Linked DNA regions of Homo sapiens: region 1 is linked to region 2. The links are chromatin loops, found by intact Hi-C in ENCODE. Cell type or tissue: pancreas. All regions are shown on one strand. Links, peaks and the distances in the headings refer to the core of each region. The heading gives the core; the rest is flanking DNA. Region 1 has its middle 9.7 kb from the start of MIR9899. Region 2 overlaps LYPD6B (LY6/PLAUR domain containing 6B).

Evidence for each region. Peaks named below come from ENCODE experiments on the same cell type or tissue, not always from the same donor. Only the 100,000 strongest peaks of a DNase experiment are listed, where the experiment ranks them.
Region 1: it touches region 2 in a loop (6-fold over the local background); 7 of 110 quality-filtered maps call a loop at or near these places.

Annotation. Positions count from the first base shown.
Region 1 is chr2:149,316,462-149,324,802 of GRCh38, forward strand. It overlaps the pseudogene FAM8A3P. Among named protein-coding and RNA genes, the nearest start is that of MIR9899, 9.7 kb to the right of the region's middle. In pancreas, for the core only: no CTCF peak of the experiment used is centred there; a DNase peak (open chromatin) is centred at 4,040.
Region 2 is chr2:149,089,007-149,097,347 of GRCh38, forward strand. The region is part of intron 1 of LYPD6B (LY6/PLAUR domain containing 6B); the gene reads left to right. Among named protein-coding and RNA genes, the nearest start is that of LYPD6B, 54 kb to the left of the region's middle. In pancreas, for the core only: no CTCF peak of the experiment used is centred there; no DNase peak of the experiment used is centred there.

The DNA.
Region 1 (8,341 bases), core at 117-8,116, 230 kb after region 2:
ACTGCAGTTACTTTTGCACCAACCTAATACAACTTGTAATGAAGATTGTTTTTCATATCTGGTTCCAACTGTCTGTTGGTGGTGGCTTTGAGCAGCAGTGTACAAAGAAACAAGCTGAGCTCAGAAGAAACAAGTGCATGAGTGGATCACCCTGTCTATTATGGACACAAGTGGAGAGTAGTGAGAGGTTCAACTTTATACTTAAGTCTCAAAATGTCTATCTCTATTGTCTCTATTGGACTTCGGACCTGCACATTCAACTACCCACTGGGTAATCTTATCTGGATGTCCCAACTACCTCAATCTGTACATGCCTAAAATTAAAATAAAAGTGGGTTAACTGATCCATCAAATTGGCATCATGATCCCTATTAGCATTGTGTTCCAGGCAGCCATTACCACATTTCAGATTAGTACTCAATTCAAAATAAACCCTCTTTGCCATCTGACTAAGGAAACTTGCTCTGATGGTGGAATTATAGGCATCAGCAATGGGGGTAAGGGAAAAAGTTGATGGGATGGTGGAAACGCAGTGTCTTAAAATCTTACCCATTTCACCTTTCCTGGCCCTGAGTACAGAAATAAGATCACAGGGAAAAATTCAAACTATGCTTGCTCTCAAGTGGAGTGATAGAAACTAGAAAAAATGAAGGTAATAAAACTTTTAGACTTTCTTTACAATATCCTATTTAGCTTATATATATCTGCCCATCTCCCTTAACTTCCTCTCCTTAGCCCCCAATATTTTTATTGTCAGATGGTCATTAGGACAAAAGCTTATTTATCTGAAGAATTATAGTGTCAGTCCCATGTAGGATGGTCTATGTGTTTACGCAAAAGTGCTCCGTGACACAAACAAGACACTTACGCCCCTTAGTTGCCTTGAGACATAAAACTGATTGATGTCTCAAAGCAACTAAGGGGTCTCTACTGGTAGCCAGGATTACCGTTTCCTTGTAGGAAAACTGGTAGAGAAAATTGAGTTCTTATAATAAATTCCATAACAGCAGCTTAGCTGTAAATGATTTTTTAAAAGTCATTTGACTGTGCAAACTGGTTAGAGCATAAATATTTTAATGATATTTCAAGAGCTTAATGTCAACCATCAGTGTCCAATAAATGAAAATTACTTTTAGTGATACATCTGGAAATATGATGGTTTTTTGAGCCAAAGTCTCTCAAGCTTTGCATAGAATCTGAATTTTTATTTTTACTCTGTGCCTGTTATATAAACTTCTTATATTTGTTAGAGGAAAAGAAGATAAATTGGACACTACCTGGGATATTGAAAAATGAATAAAATGTTAAGACATGTTAAATTTATTGTTGGCTCATTGAGGGAAAGAAAGTCAATAATTTATTTAAGAAAAACAATTTTACTTAAAGAAAGGGCAATATTTTAATAAGCAGAAATAGGAGAGGGAATATATTTTCAAATGAAAGCAGCACCACTGGAATGAAAAATGTAATGTGCCAAAGTCGCTACTTTGAAGGGGAGCGTGCTCATCTGAATGTAAAATCTTGTTATATTCCTGTAAAACCCTAACTTTATTTTCATTCTTATCTGTTTAATCATTTAACTAATATTTATCAAATACCCACTCTGTGTAATGGTGTTGTGGGAGGAAATTGTGGGGCCACAAAGACCCCGGTGAAGGAACGCCAGAGCATGTGAAAGCAGAAGATGCATCATCAAAGGATACCCGAAGATGTCTAAAAGAAGCTCGGTGGGAAAGCTGAGTGCTTGGAAGAACCAGGGTAACAATGTGACAAAGTGAAAGCAGACATTCTGCTTAAGTTCTTTAAAGCATTTGTTATGAAGTGGGGGAGTAAAAGTTAGGACTCAGAGTTTGTTATCACTTTTTAGTACAGTAAGGCAGTTTTGCCCATGGTTCCTGGAACAGGGACTATGGAGTTGGATGAATGGGAGAGAATTGGAAGAGATTTTTTTTTTTAATTATACTTTAAGTTTTAGGGTACATGTGCACAATGTGCAGGTTTGTTACATATGTATACATGTGCCATGCTGGTGTGCTGCACCCATTAACTTGTCATTTAACATTAGGTATATCTCCTAATGCTATCCCTCCCCCCTCCCCCCACCCCACAACAGGCCCCGGTGTGTGATGTTCCTCTTCCAGTGTCCATGTGTTCTCATTGTTCAATTCCCACCTATGAGTGAGAACATGCGGTGTTTGGTTTTTTGTCCTTGTGATAGTTTGCCGAGAATGATGGTTTCTAGCTTCATCCATGTCCCTACAAAGGACATGAACTCATCCTTTTTTATGGCTGCATAGTATTCCATGGTGTATATGTGCCACATTTTCTTAATCCAGTCTATCATTGTTGGACATTTGGCTTGGTTCCAAGTCTTTGCTATTGTGAATAGTGCTGCAATAAACATACCTGTGCATGTGTCTTTATAGCAGCATGATTTGTAATCCTTTGGGTATATACCCAGTAATGGGATGGCTAGGTCAAATGGTATTTCTAGTTCTAGATCCCTGAGGAATCGCCACACTGACTTCCACCATGGTTGAACTAGTTTACAGTCCCATCAACAGTGTAAAAGTGTTCCTATTTCTCCACGTCCTCTCCAGCATCTGTTGTTTCCTGACTTTTTAATGATTGCCATTCTAACTGGTGTGAGATGGTATCTCATTGTGGTTTTGATTTGCATTTCTCTGATGGCCAGTGATGATGAGCATTTTTTCATGTGTCTTTTGGCTGCATAAATGTCTTCTTTTGAGAAGTGTCTGTTCATATCCTTTCACCCAATTGTTGATGGGTTTTTTTTTTCTCTTGTAAATTTGTTTGAGTTCATTGTAGATTCTGGATATTAGCCCTTTGTCAGATGAGTAGATTGCAAAAATTTTCTCCCATTCTGTAGGTTGCCTGTTCACTCTGATGGTAGTTTTTTTGCTGTGCAGAAGCTCTTTAGTTTAATTAGATCCCATTTGTCAATTTTGGCTTTTGTTGCCATTGCTTTTGGTGTTTTAGACATGAAGTCCTTGCCCATGCCTATGTCCTGAACGGTATTGCCTAGGTTTTCTTCTAGGGTTTTGATGGTTTCAGGTCTAACATTTAAGTCTTTAATCCATCTTGAATTAATTTTTGTATAAAGTGTAAGGAAGGGATCCAGTTTCAGCTTTCTACACATGGCTAACCAGTTTTCCCAGCACCATTTATTAAATAGGGAATCCTTTCCCCATTTCTTGTTTTTGTCAGGTTCGTCAAAGATCAGATGGTTGTAGATATGCGGCATTATTTCTGAGGGCTCTGTTCTGTTCCCTTGGTCTATATCTCTGTTTTGGTACCAGTACCATGCTGTTTTGGTTACTGTAGCCTTGTAGTATAGTTTGAAGTCAGGTAGTGTGATGCCTCCAGCTTTGTTCTTTTGGCTTAGGATTGATTTGGCAATGCGGGCTCTTTTTTGGTTCCATATGAACTTTAAAGTAGTTTTTTCCAATTCTGTGAAGAAAGTCATTGGTAGCTTGATGGGGACGGCATTGAATCTATAAATTACCTTGGGCAGTATGGCCATTTTCATGATATCGATTCTTCCTACTCATGAGCATGGAATGTTCTTCCATTTGTTTGTATCCTCTTTTATTTCATTGAGCAGTGGTTTGTAGTTCTCCTTGAAGAGGTCCTTCACGTCCCTTGTAAGTTGGATTCCTAAGTATTTTATTCTCTTTGAAGCAATTGTGAATTGGAAGAGATTTTTTTTTAAAAAGGTGTATAAAGACAGAGCAGTGACGGGTACCACGGAGGGTGCTGCTGAGGCGATGATAGCAGAGGGGCCCAAGGAAGTCCGAGGCTGTCCTCTGGGGCATGACGAGGGCGGAGGGGACCAGGAGCCCGTCCCTTCCCTGAGGGGCCCTCCTGCCGCCATCCCATGCCCCCGCGCCGGCCCCCAGGCCACCGCCGCTGATGGGTCGGAGCCACCCCGCGGGCTCAGGAGGAGCCGGGAGGCGACCTCGGGCTCCCTTGCGGGGCTGCAGGAGCAGGTAGGCTGCTTGAAGTGTCGGAAGCTGCGGCGCCGTGGGAGAGGCCGGCGCGGCTGAGCGCCCTTGGGTGCTCCTGGCGAGTGCACGAGTGACTGTGGCAGTCCTGCTGCGGCTACCTCACCTGGCGCAGTGGCCCGGCTACACTCCCCGACTGCTGTAGCCCCCAACCGTCCCGGCAGAGCTTCTCTTTGGAGGCACTGCCGTCCCCCAGGCCGCGGCGCCGCCATCCCCACGGCTGGGCTATTACAACCCCTTCTACTTCCTGAGCCCCAGGGCCGCGGGGGCTTGACCCGGGGGCAGCTGCTGGCATCAGCACCCCTGCTACAGTCACGGGCCTGGGACCCTGGGTTCCTCATGTGCAGGCGTCAATCCGGGCCACTCCAGTGACAAAGGTAGGATCTGCAGCCCCTTCCCGAAGCCAGAGTGAGACCGGGCAACCGGCAGGCAAAGAATAAGTTATTCCATCCTTGGGCCACGGGTGGCAAGGATGGTGGATTTCTTTATTATCTTCTTTGTAAAAGCAACCATTGTCTTAAGCATTATGCACCTCAGTGGGATAAAGGATATCTCTAAGTTTGCTATGCATTATATAATGGAAGAAATAGATGAGGACACATCAACGGAAGACTTGCTGAAAATGATGGTTATGGCTCTTATATACAGATTATTAGTTTGTTTTTATGAGATAATTTTCATTTGGGGAGCAGGTGGAGCTACCCCAGGGAAGCTCCTGGTGGGGCTTCGAGTTGTGACATGTGATACATTAGTGCTTATTGCACTAAGTCGTGTTTTAGTGATTCCTTTTTCAAATGTTAGCATTACAACGTCCACTATACGAGCTTTGATCAAGAATTTTTTGATTGCTTCTTTTTTCCCTGCTTTTATCACACTGTTGTTTCTTCAACATAATCGAACAGCCTATGACATTGTAGCAGGAACCATTGTGGTAAAAAGAAATGGGGTCAGAGATGCCCCCCCAAAGACCTGATTTCCACACGCTATAATGACAAGACTAAATTATGTATCAAGGCCATCAGTATCCCTGGGTTCCACTAACTGATGATTTAGAAATTAAAGCAATCACTCCAGTGTGATGCAGCTGACTACTCTGAAAGTTTTGATTGTACTTGAATGCCAAAAACTTTTCCAGAAGAAAAACCTATTAAATTCAAGTATTAAAATTTTTAGATCAAAAAGGCAAATGATTTTATAAACAATGAACAATATATACTTTCTTAAGATCTAAGGTACTTTCATAAGATCTAAGAATTTGCTGAAAGCATTTTCAGCTTTGAAATCTCCAAATGAAACTTTAAAATTGATTTTGGTTTATCCCAAAACAATGGAAAATGTCCAGTTGTGTTTTGTAAACATGTATGTAACTCATCTTTTAGTTCACACTTCCTGGGGAGCCACCAAAGAAGGTCCCCATGGGAGCTAGGGGACCCTTACCCTCAGGAACAGTCAGTCTATTACTTGGAAGGTCTAAATTTAAAAGATGTTACTGTACATACAGGAATAATTGACTCTGATTATACTGGAGAGATTCAATTAGTTATTAGTTCCTCGACTCCTTGATCTGCCTCCCCAAGAAAAAGAATTGCTCAGTTGTTGCTGTTACCTTACATAAAACTAGGAAGCAGCACAGTGAAAAGAACAGGAGGCTTTGGTAATACTAATCCAGCATGAAGGGCCGTGCACTGGGTTAATCAAGTATCTGACAAAAGACCTATTTGCACAGTAACTATTCAGGGAAAAGATTTTGAAGGAGTAGAAGATACTGGAGCTGATGTCTCTATTATTGCTGTAAATCAATGGCCCTGGCACTGGCCTAAGCAAAAGGCATCCATTGGTATTGTTGGAGTAGGAGCTGCCTTCAGAGTTCTTTGATTTTACCATGTCAAGGGCTGGATGGTCAGGAAGGGACAATTCAGCCTATCATTACACCTATTCCTGTCCATTTATGGGGTAGAGACTCATTGTAACAATGGGATGCTGAAATACCTATTCCTACGGATCAATATAGTAATCGTAGTAGACAAATGATGAAAAATATGGGATATCACCTGGGAATAGGACTAGGAAAAGATAAAAATGGCCAATCAGAACCTTTAGAATTAAAAGGGCAAATAGATCGGACCAGATTGGGGTGTCATTTTTAGAAGCGGCCATCGTTGAGCCTCTGGCTCCCATTTCTCTTGTCTGGCTAACTGCCAAACCAGTTTGGGTGGAGCAATGGCTGCTGAAACAGGAAAAACTGGAGGCTTTAAAAGAACTGGTACAGGAACAATTGCAAAAGGGACATATAGAGCCTACTTTCTCCCCTTGGAATTCTCCTGTATTTGTCATTAAGAAAAAATCAGGGAAATGGAAAACGTTAACAGATTTAAGGGCTGTTAATGCTGTGATTCAACCCATGGGCGCACTGCAACCAGGGCTGCCCTCCCCAACAATGATCCCCAAATACTGGCCTCTCATAGTGATAGATCTAAAGGATTGCTTTTTTACCATTCCTTTAGCTGCCCAAGATTATGAGAAATTTGTTTTTACTGTTCCCGCCATAAATAATAAAGAACCAGCAGACAGATACCATTGGAAAGTACTACCACAAGGCATGCTAAATAGTCAGACTATTTGTCAAACTTATGTCGGGAAAGCTATTAAGCCAGTTAGAGAACAGTTTAAAAAATGTTGTATCATCCATTCCATGGATGATATTCTGTGTGCAGCTGAAACTAGGGAAGAACTGATGTTGTGCTACAAACTGTTAGAAAAGGCTGTAAATGCAGCAGGGTTAATTATAGCCCTCGATAAAATCCAAACTTCTACTCCCTTTCAATAAAGCCATGGCTACATTTTTTCAACAATGGAATATTGCCCATACTACGGGTATTCCACATAACTCACAAGGACAAGCAATAGTGGAAAGAGCTAATTGTACTTTAAAAACTCAAATACAAAAAGCAAAAGGGAGGGGACCAGGAATATAAGACACCACATATACAATTGCATTTAACTTTATTAACATTAAATTTTTTTAACTTACAAAAAGATCAACCCATGACTGCAGCTGAACAACATTTGACAGGGCAAAAGGAAAATAAAAAGGCTGGACAAGATATATGGTGGAGGGATGCACATACAAAGAGCTAGGAAAAAGGAAAATAATCTTATGGGGAAGAGGATTTGCTTGTGTCTCTCCAGGTGACAATCAGGTACCTGTGTGGGTGCCCACCAAACATCTAAAGATCTATCATGAGCCACAGCATCTAGTGGACCCACCTGTACAGTGCAAATTGAAGGCTGAAGGATTGCTTTTAAGCCTCGATTTGCTTTCTCTGTGCCTTCTGTTAGAAGGGGCCTGCTTCTTGTTATCAATGGTAAGTTTTACCCCATGCTAATTAACCAAAGAGGCAGAAGCTGAGTTACAAATGCTTCAGCAATGGCATGCCTCCTGGCTGCAGCCACAAAAGTTTTTGCTTCTGTTTCAGTAGATTTACTAACGTGGCAGTGAGGGTAGGCTTGTGGTTTTGCAGGAGATAAGCAAAACATGTAGGTGCCCTCAAGATGTGTACGACCATGGAACAGGAGACTGGAAGGACCCATGGATCCCAACCATGGACTGGGTTCCCCCAGTATGAGCCATGCTGAGAAACTGCTGGAGTGCCAAGGTTTTACCTATAGTTGCTTAACGGACCAGTGCTTTCTGACTGAACTCCTCTCTACCCTGAATACAAGAGACCCTAATAGGTAGGATCGCCCCTATTCAGCATGAAGAAGTTACAGAAGATGGACCTTCATCCTTCTGCAACCCCTAGGATTAAGGGTCCTCTTGTAAAAGGGAAAGGGGAGATACGTGGGAAGCATTCAAACCAGAGCAACTCCATTTTGAATAAGGGCTAAGAAAAATAAAGCTGGATCACCAACCGGCAAATAAGGGCTGTACAGCCTGCAATTGCGTTGCTCAATTAATTTAAAAAAGAGGCCACCTTATGCTAATAATAATGATAGCTGTGGTGGTTTTTACAAAAAAGAGATGGGGGCCATGTTGGGAGAAAAGCTGAGTGTTGGGAGAGAAGCTGAGGCAGGGCTTGCATGTCTGCTAGACGTGTTGGCTCCTTGCTTCTAGCACTCCCATTATCTCAAGCAGCCATGTTTTTCATTCACTTGATACACTGTTTCCTTTCAACCCCCACATCCTCACCACCTGTTTGAGCATCAATAAATAGCGTGGGCTCCCAGAGCTCGAGGGCCTTTGCAGCCTCCACACTTGCGATGGCCCCCTGGTCTTACTTTCTCTCTCATACTTTTTCTCATTCCTTTGACTCTGC
Region 2 (8,341 bases), core at 305-8,304:
TTTCCTCTTCCTCAAAATGATGATAATATTAGTACCCAATGTAATGAGGATGAAAAGATAGAATACATGTAAAGTGTGTAGTATAGTGCCTAGTGTACTATAGATGAATTTGTGTGCAAGTTCAGACTTCTGTGAATGTTATTTTTCAATATTGAAAGAGTCATTTGACATGTGGTGGAACATGAAAGAGTGTTTCAAACATGGATGAACATTCCAGGAAATTAGTTCATCTTCTGTTGTATAGAAATCTATGGTGAGTCAAAGTTGGGGTTGACTAACCTATTTGATTTCACATTAGAAGGGGCCAGTTGGCATGCTGGGTTAAGGATGGGGAGGCTGCTTCTGGATGCAGTGGGAAGTGCTGGGATTAGCTGGGTCTGCAGGTTCTGGAGGGATGATTGGTAACATACATTCCATGCATTTGCCAGCCCTCTACTCTATCTCATAGCTAAGCTCTTTAATCTAGTAATGTTTTCTTCCATTCCTTTTTATGCTTAATATGGACAAAAGAATCTGTAAAATAGTTAAAATACTCAAATCTGATGTTAACATATTTTCAGGGATGATCAATTCATACTCTGTGTATTTATTGTTTGAAAATATTATGCTTCAATGGATATGGTAGAAAATTTAAGGAAAGCATTCATTTTAAATAAATAGAGGAAGTAAATTTCTGACAGCTTCTTTTGTCTATTAACAATTCCTGGTTTTCTGTGTACTGGTTGGTTTTAATTGTTGCTGTGCAGTCTTGTTCATCCTGTAGCTGTAAGGCATTTTAAAGTATTTATTTCAAAATATTTCAATGGTTCAATAAAAAAGCATTAACAAAGTAAATCTATTTAAAAATCAAAACTGCTTAATTGTGCAGAGGCTGGGTGGGTGAGTGTTTGGAACATTGTTATTGCAGCCAAATGTTTATTTTTCACAGCTGTGGTACAAATCTTGGCCCTCTGTGCTCAGATCTTACCTCACGTTCTTCCTCTATTAAATGCATCTAAGAGTGTGTGATGGGGATGGAGACAACCTATTCTGGGAACCCAAAATCTATGGCTCTGCATTGATTTCTGTATTGGAAGGGTCAGTAAATTTTGTATTTCTCTCTGTGTGTCTTTCCATTACTTTACTGCAGTGAGGATTTTGTGTCATCACGAGATGTTGAATTAATGATAGCAGGTGATATCCTTAAGAAAGACTTTGTATTTCAGAAATATGTGAATTCATCTTTTGAAGGGCATAAATCCAGCTTAACCATGAACATAATATAGACTTACATACAATTATATTCCCTTTTTGGCAAGTGGACTGATTTTCCAAGAATGGTTCCGATATAATTTTCAACTGAACAGAGGGTCATGGTGACTTACATGGCAGAATGAAATCAATGTGCACTTAAATAATACAATTGAATCAGCTTTTCTGGATCACTCCATTCCATTTTAGAATTCTTTTCTTTGGGCTCAGGAGAGAGAGGTCAGAGGTATTCATAGAATGTTAGGGAATGATCTTTATTAATATTGTCAATACTCTTAGCCTGTTCCTCCAGGATTGTTCATGTTAAACCAGACTTACCAAAGTTCTGTTTATAAGAATTACATAAATGGAGATATATAATATCTTTTAGTTATTTTGAATGAATGCCACTTTTCTTAAAAAAAAACCTCAGACTCCTAGGGGTGATAACTCAGGCAGAGGACCCAAAGATATTGGTTACATTAAGCAAATAGAAGGGTCTTAAATCTTTAAAAACTTGATATAAGAGCAATAAGCATTTGTCTTTATTCACTTAATTATTTAACAGATTTCTACTAAGTGACAGGCATTGATCATTTTGAAATCACAAGGGTATAAAACCACAGCATTTGGCAATGTTGTTCGTTAAGCATAGAAAGAGCTACAACAGTGATTCACATGCACACTTTTCCCATGAGTTTTGTGTGGTTACTTTTTTTTGAATTTGTTCTGGTCCATTCAAATTATTCTGAAAATACGTGAGTGCCCTGCATTAAAAACAATGTTCAAAGTGTGATTATACACAGACTAAAGTAGGTCTCACTTCTTGATGTCTTATGTCTATTAAGATAGAATGCAGTAGCATTAGCTTTGGGGGAACTCTTGATTTACACTGAACTTTGCAATAAAATGAAACCTTATCAGATATATTTTCATGTGTATAATTCTGTTTATTCTATTTTGTTGCTGCCTCTGTGAAATCGGGGTTTTGGATCTAAGTAAAGGACCTAAATGAAATGAAGGACTTTACTTTTGTCTTTATTTTAATATATATAAATTTATGTGTAAAGATTACATAAAATAAAAAGGTTATGTATAAAGATTGAAAGAGATTATATATAAAGATTATTTATATAGAATACATATATATTTATATATATAAAGAGTGAAGATTTGGACCATTATTCTAGCCTATTGAGAGCCTTCAGATCTTGCTCTGGAATACCACATTTATTTTACTCTCTTAGTGTCAGGTCTTTGGTATTTTTTAATAACCATGCCAACAAAGTCCTCATTCATATTTCTGAGTAGGACAAATCCAAGGACAAAGTAATGAACAATACCTCTCACTACTTCCCTTGGGTTTATATTCATCATGATTGGCATTCTTTTTTTTTTTAAGTAGGTACAAATCTGCAAATCTACCTAAGTATACTACAGTCCAGTTTATATTCTTCTTGTCATCAACTTATTTATCCATCATTCCACCCATAAACCAATCAACATTTATGAGATGTCTCCTGTGAATCACATACTGTGCCACTTTTTGAAATAAAATGTAGAGAAGTTACAGGCCTTTGTAGAAGAGAAAGTGGCATAAAAGGATAATTTTAAGATATGTGACAAATTTAAGCCAGTTTTGAGGACTACTGCTATAGATATAATTTATTTAAGATGGAGGTTTTCTGGCAAGGTGGGATGTGATTCTATGGGAATCTGGGCTGCTGGTGATAGTTCTTGTGAACAACTGTGTTGTCCAGATTGGGCTGCGGGTGGAAGGGTGGGTGGGGAGTGTGGGAAGGAAGGAGAGGAAGAGAGAGGGAGAGAGTACAAGCCTAATAGACTGGGAGAAATGTAGCTATCAGAGGAGTAGAGGTCTTAATATGTGTCAGGGCGGAGAGTGAGAAAGCTGGAAAGATAGGAAATGGGGATTGGTGGTTGTGATTGTGGTGATGGGGGGGGAATTTTAGATGTCAAAGATGAAGACAGGGTTTAATGTGTGGATAGGGGAGACGATGGAAGAGCTGGAGGGGAAGTGGAAGTCTCAGCATTGAGGATGTAGAATAATTATTATGCAGGGGTGCTGAGTAGGCTCTGTGAATGTGGTGAGAGTTGCCTTAGACTTGGGATGTCATGAAGACCACAGGCCAGGTATCAGTGAGTATGTGGAAGTGACTAGGCGATCTTTATAAAACAAGACAGGCGTAAAATCTGGAAGTAGCCCAAGGAGTAACATATTCACATCTGAGACAGAGATTGTGAGTTGACTTTCCATATCTGCTCTTCCTTAAAAATATAAGCATAATTTTTAGCTGAGCACATGGCCACCCAGAGCAAGACTACATTTCTCAGACCACCTTGCAACTAGTGTGACCATGTGACTAAATTCTGTCTAATAGAGTATAAGTGGATGTGGCACATGCACCTGACACAAAGCCTCCTTAAAGAGAGAAAAAACAAGCCCTTTGTCTTCTTGCTAACTTCAATATGTTTATGCTCTCTTGTAAAGTGACAGCCTTCTTGTACCATGAGGCAGAGGGCCCTGCTCAGGATGGTGGACCAGTAAGATAACAGTAACCTGGGTTCCTCCTGAGTTTGTGAAGCCCACCTCAAGGTATTTTTTATTTTTATGTGTGAGAGAAATACATTGTCTTATCTTCTAAAGCCATTGCTATCTTGGGGATTCTGTCACTCACAGACAGACTAATCCACATGTCTTGGATTGGGAGGAGGGAATAGTTGGCATCAGCAGGGGAATAGGCAATATCTCTAACAGGCAGTCAGATTTCAGTTTAAGTCAGAAGTTGGAAACAGTATTCTGAGAAGAGCTATAGATGCTTAAGGGCTGTTTGACCTGGAACAAGGCTGTCAGAAGGTACAGTGGAAAGGTTTGGAGGGCAGGGAGCAGAGGAAGACAGTTGCCAGGGAGAACAAGGATGAGGAAGAGCGTTTGGGAATGCATAGGTAGGAATTTACATTTTTGGCAACGATCAAAGGAGTGGGGATGTGTCGCATTGGTGGTGGAGGCTAGTCTCCAAGATTCAAGCAGATGTTTGATGTAGTTTGTATTGGTCCAGATGCATATGTGGAGGAAAGGCCTGTTGGTGCTGGAGCCAGGGCAGGAATAGGCCCTGGTCTAAAGGGACCCCACAATAAACTGTCAGATGTCCTGCAAGTATTTCCATTAATAAGACTGGGCACAGTATTCGAAAAGGAAGTAAGAGTAGTCTACTGTCCATCATTCTGAGACAATCCATGGTGGTTTCTGATGATTTTTACGTTTCTCTAAGTGCCCATGGGCCATCTCTTTAAACATCAAATTCAGGAATTTTCCTTTGGATTTGAGATTTTGAGCTGTACTTGTTCACTATCTGGACAGAACTGGGTCTCTTTATTACCTATTTCTACATATATGTTCCAGCATCACATTGTCTTCATTACCTGTGATCGTTAGAAACAATTTGTGGTTTTCTGTTCCCCCTAGAATTTTCTTCTGCATTTCTTGCATATATTCAGAATCTGCATTTTATTTTGCTTATTCAGCTCTTATCTTTGAATAATCTGATTTTTTTTCCAATTTATGATGGTTACTTTAAATTATTTTCTCACATTTACTCCCAGCTCTTCTACCAGTTTGGTGATGCATTCGCTTCTTCATCTGTAATTCTTATTAACACTTTGAAACTCCTTTACATCAATTTTGTCTTTATAATTATAATGGAACAAGAGTTTTCTTGACTTTTCTTTTTTGGTTCCTGATGTATTCCAATAGAATATGACTTTGATATTATGGAATGGATAGAAAGTGGTGGAACAAGAAATGGATAAATAAGCATAGTATAATAAATGAGAAGAGTTTCTCCAGCAAAGAAGAAAATAATTATCTACTTAATTTTTGGTACTGGTTTAATTATTTTTGGTCCCTATGTATGAATGAATAGACATAATAAATAGTTTATAGAGTAAAACTTTTGTTTCCTTTCTAAATGCTTAAGAAAGGATTCGACTATCGGCATGCAATTTTACTAAATAAATGTGAGTGAATGACATAGGAATGATTGAACTCTGGAAAAAATTTGAAAAATTGAACAAAGCCTTGTAACTTAGTTTCTGGAATGCCAGGGACATGATATAATCTTGGGGAAAACATTGTGTGCATAAAGATCATAATTAGATTTGCTAAACCAAGTATCTAAAGGATTGGCTGAAAAATCCTCCTGAACCCCAGGCTGGTGGAAATGAACAGGTCGTCGGGAGACTGCTGCCCTGTGGTTAACCACTTAGGGATTAGGTTCTGGATGTGGTGCCTGTTAGAGCAGTAGAGTAATTATGCATTTCCTGTAAGACTGGGATTCTTGAGAGCATTCATTAGCTCTTAGACAGATTCTTCTCTGTGAAGAAGAATAAACAAAAATAGATTTTACTTTAAAAATATTTAAAACTAAATAGTTATAGAAAATATGAACCTAAGCACCATTAGCATTCCCAAATTTCATTTCTCATCCTTGTCAATAGATAGATCTGACTTGTTACTCAAAATCCCTGCCATATTGTGGCTGCTTTGTATGCTTGGCATTGCTTTGCTTCTTATCAAAGGAATTTTAAGGAGGATGAGGCATGTATGAAATAGCAACTCCAACAGTTGCTATCAAAACAATAAGAAATTATTGTTGTATCATTATTCTGGCTTGTCATGGAATTTTTAATGTTTAAGAATTTTGATTTTACAAGCTTATGGCATGGAAACCATAGTTAATATATTAAAATAAAGGTGGCCGGGAGTGGTGGCTCACGCCTGTAATCAATCCCAGCACTTTGGGAGGTCGAGGTGGGTGGATCACCTGAGGTCAGGAGTTCGTAACCAGCCTGGCCAACATGGTGAAACCTCGTCTCTACTAAAAATATAAAAATTAGCCGGGGATGGTGGCAGGTGCCTGTAATCTCAGCTACTCAGGAGGCTGAGGCGAGAGAATCGCTTGAACCCGGGAGGCAGAGGTTGCAGTGAGCTGAGATTGCGTCATTGCACTCCAGCCTGAGAAACAAGAGCAAAACTCCATATTTAAATAAAAAAATAAAATAAAATAAAGGCAAAAGTTGGAAGGACTTTTTTAAAAGGGTAGTATGCAGTCCATCCATTGTGATACTGTGCTCTCAGATAAATACAGTTGAAGACGTTTAATTCTCACAGTGAAAATTAGTAAGAGTGTAGCTGTTTTTTTCCCCCACATGGGAGTTTGGTTAAGCATAGGAATACTTAGAAATTTGTATGCACTTAGATCAAACAATAAAAATTATTTACTCTTAGCTAATCTAGTTAATTATTGCTTTATGTTTGGTGCTGAAGCTGTTGGATTCTTTGGGGCTGGAGACAGGGAGTGAGAACAAAACCATGAACTAGGCCATGTGAGAGAGCACAGGATGGAGCAAGAGATCTCAAGTAAGTGAAAGGGAGAGGGTGCAGGTGTGATGCAAGGGGGTGAGAGAGTGAGCCAGGGAGGGTGTTGGAAGGAGGGAGAGAGAGAAAGAGGCAGGAGACAGAAAGTGGGAGACAGGAGACAGAGAAAGAGATGGGAGACAGAGGGAGATAGGAGACAAGAGAGACAGGAGACAGATAGACAGAGAGACCATAGGCAGACAGACAGAGAGATGGGAGACAGAGACACACAGAGAAAGATGCACACACAGACAGAGAGAGGGACAGAGAGAGAAAGAGACACATTCAGAGAAGAACAGTGAGAGAGAAAGAGAGACAGGAGACACAGACACACACAGAAAGACCCATGTAGAGAGACAGAGGGAGGCACGGAGAGAGACAGAGACACACACAGAGATACACAGAAAGAGACAGTGATGAGAGAGACACTACCAGAAGACAGAGAAGAGAGAATGGCTCACAGAGAGAGACAAACAGGAAAAGAGAGACAAAGATAGATAAAGAGATACAGAAAGAGACACGGAGAGACTGAGACACAGAGAGAAAAAGAGAGAGAGACACACACAGAGAAATAGAGAAGGTACAAAACAAGCATTAGAACCAGTCGGGAGGGACAGGGAGAGAGAGAAAAATGGGCAGTAGGATGTCAGGTCTGAGGAGGTCATGTGTTTGTGATGGCGTGAGGTAACTGCTTGAATTCCCTCTTTGTGAGTTATCACCGCACAAATGTAAGTTTGTTGAATGTTAGTTATTGAATAGAAAATCATTTGAGAGACAAGTAGCAAATATACCCTATGGGTTAAATTTCTTTAGTTTCCACTTAGTCCATGTTTTCAGATCCTGAATTGGGTCCTGAGCCACATTAATCATTACTTAATATTAATATGGAAATGAGTTTACTCTGTTGTAAGTCCCAGTTTCAATCAGTAAGTAATTATGAAAAGCAGTCTTAAAGATGCTGTGAAAGGGTGTTGCTTTTCAGGCAATAATTAAACCTCTGAATATCCCTGGGTGGTTGATTTTTTTTCTCTTCTTAGTTGTCTTTTTCCTAAGCTTACTTTCTGCAGGTGGGAAAAGATAAGTTGCTGACTGAGGGATTCATTAGTTGCGGGTAGGTAAAGGTCTCATCAAGAGCAGAAGGGAACAAACAAAATGTTTTAGAGCTCAAGATGAAGAAAAAGAAAGATCAGCTGCTTTTTCCTGGCCCAACGGAAATAATTTTTTAAAAGTGTGAATAGAACCTTTAAAACTCCAGTTGTTTTTATAGGAATATTTTTGAGCCACTTCTCAAAATGTGGAGCTAAATCTCCATTCTCAATGGGAGGCATCCAAACATGCTTGCCTATTTCAGTTTCTGGCCAATAGTAAACATGTGCTCAAAAATAGTAACATTATTATTATGCATAAAACGCCCTAGGAGCTGTGCATTATTAGAGAAGTGGATCCTGAAAGACCTGTAGGCACGCTGCTCCCATGGCACCATGTGCCACTGTCTTCTGCGCCTGCCCTGCACCGCCACCCCTGCGAAGAGAACCTCTCCTACTGGAAGTGCAGGGCAAAGCCACTTTGAAAGTCCTTAAAGTATGAGGCCTTCAAGAACAAGATGCAGACAATGGGAACGTTCTTCAACTTTTTAACTGCTTAAATTGCAGTCTTCCCAACAGGATGCTAGGGAGG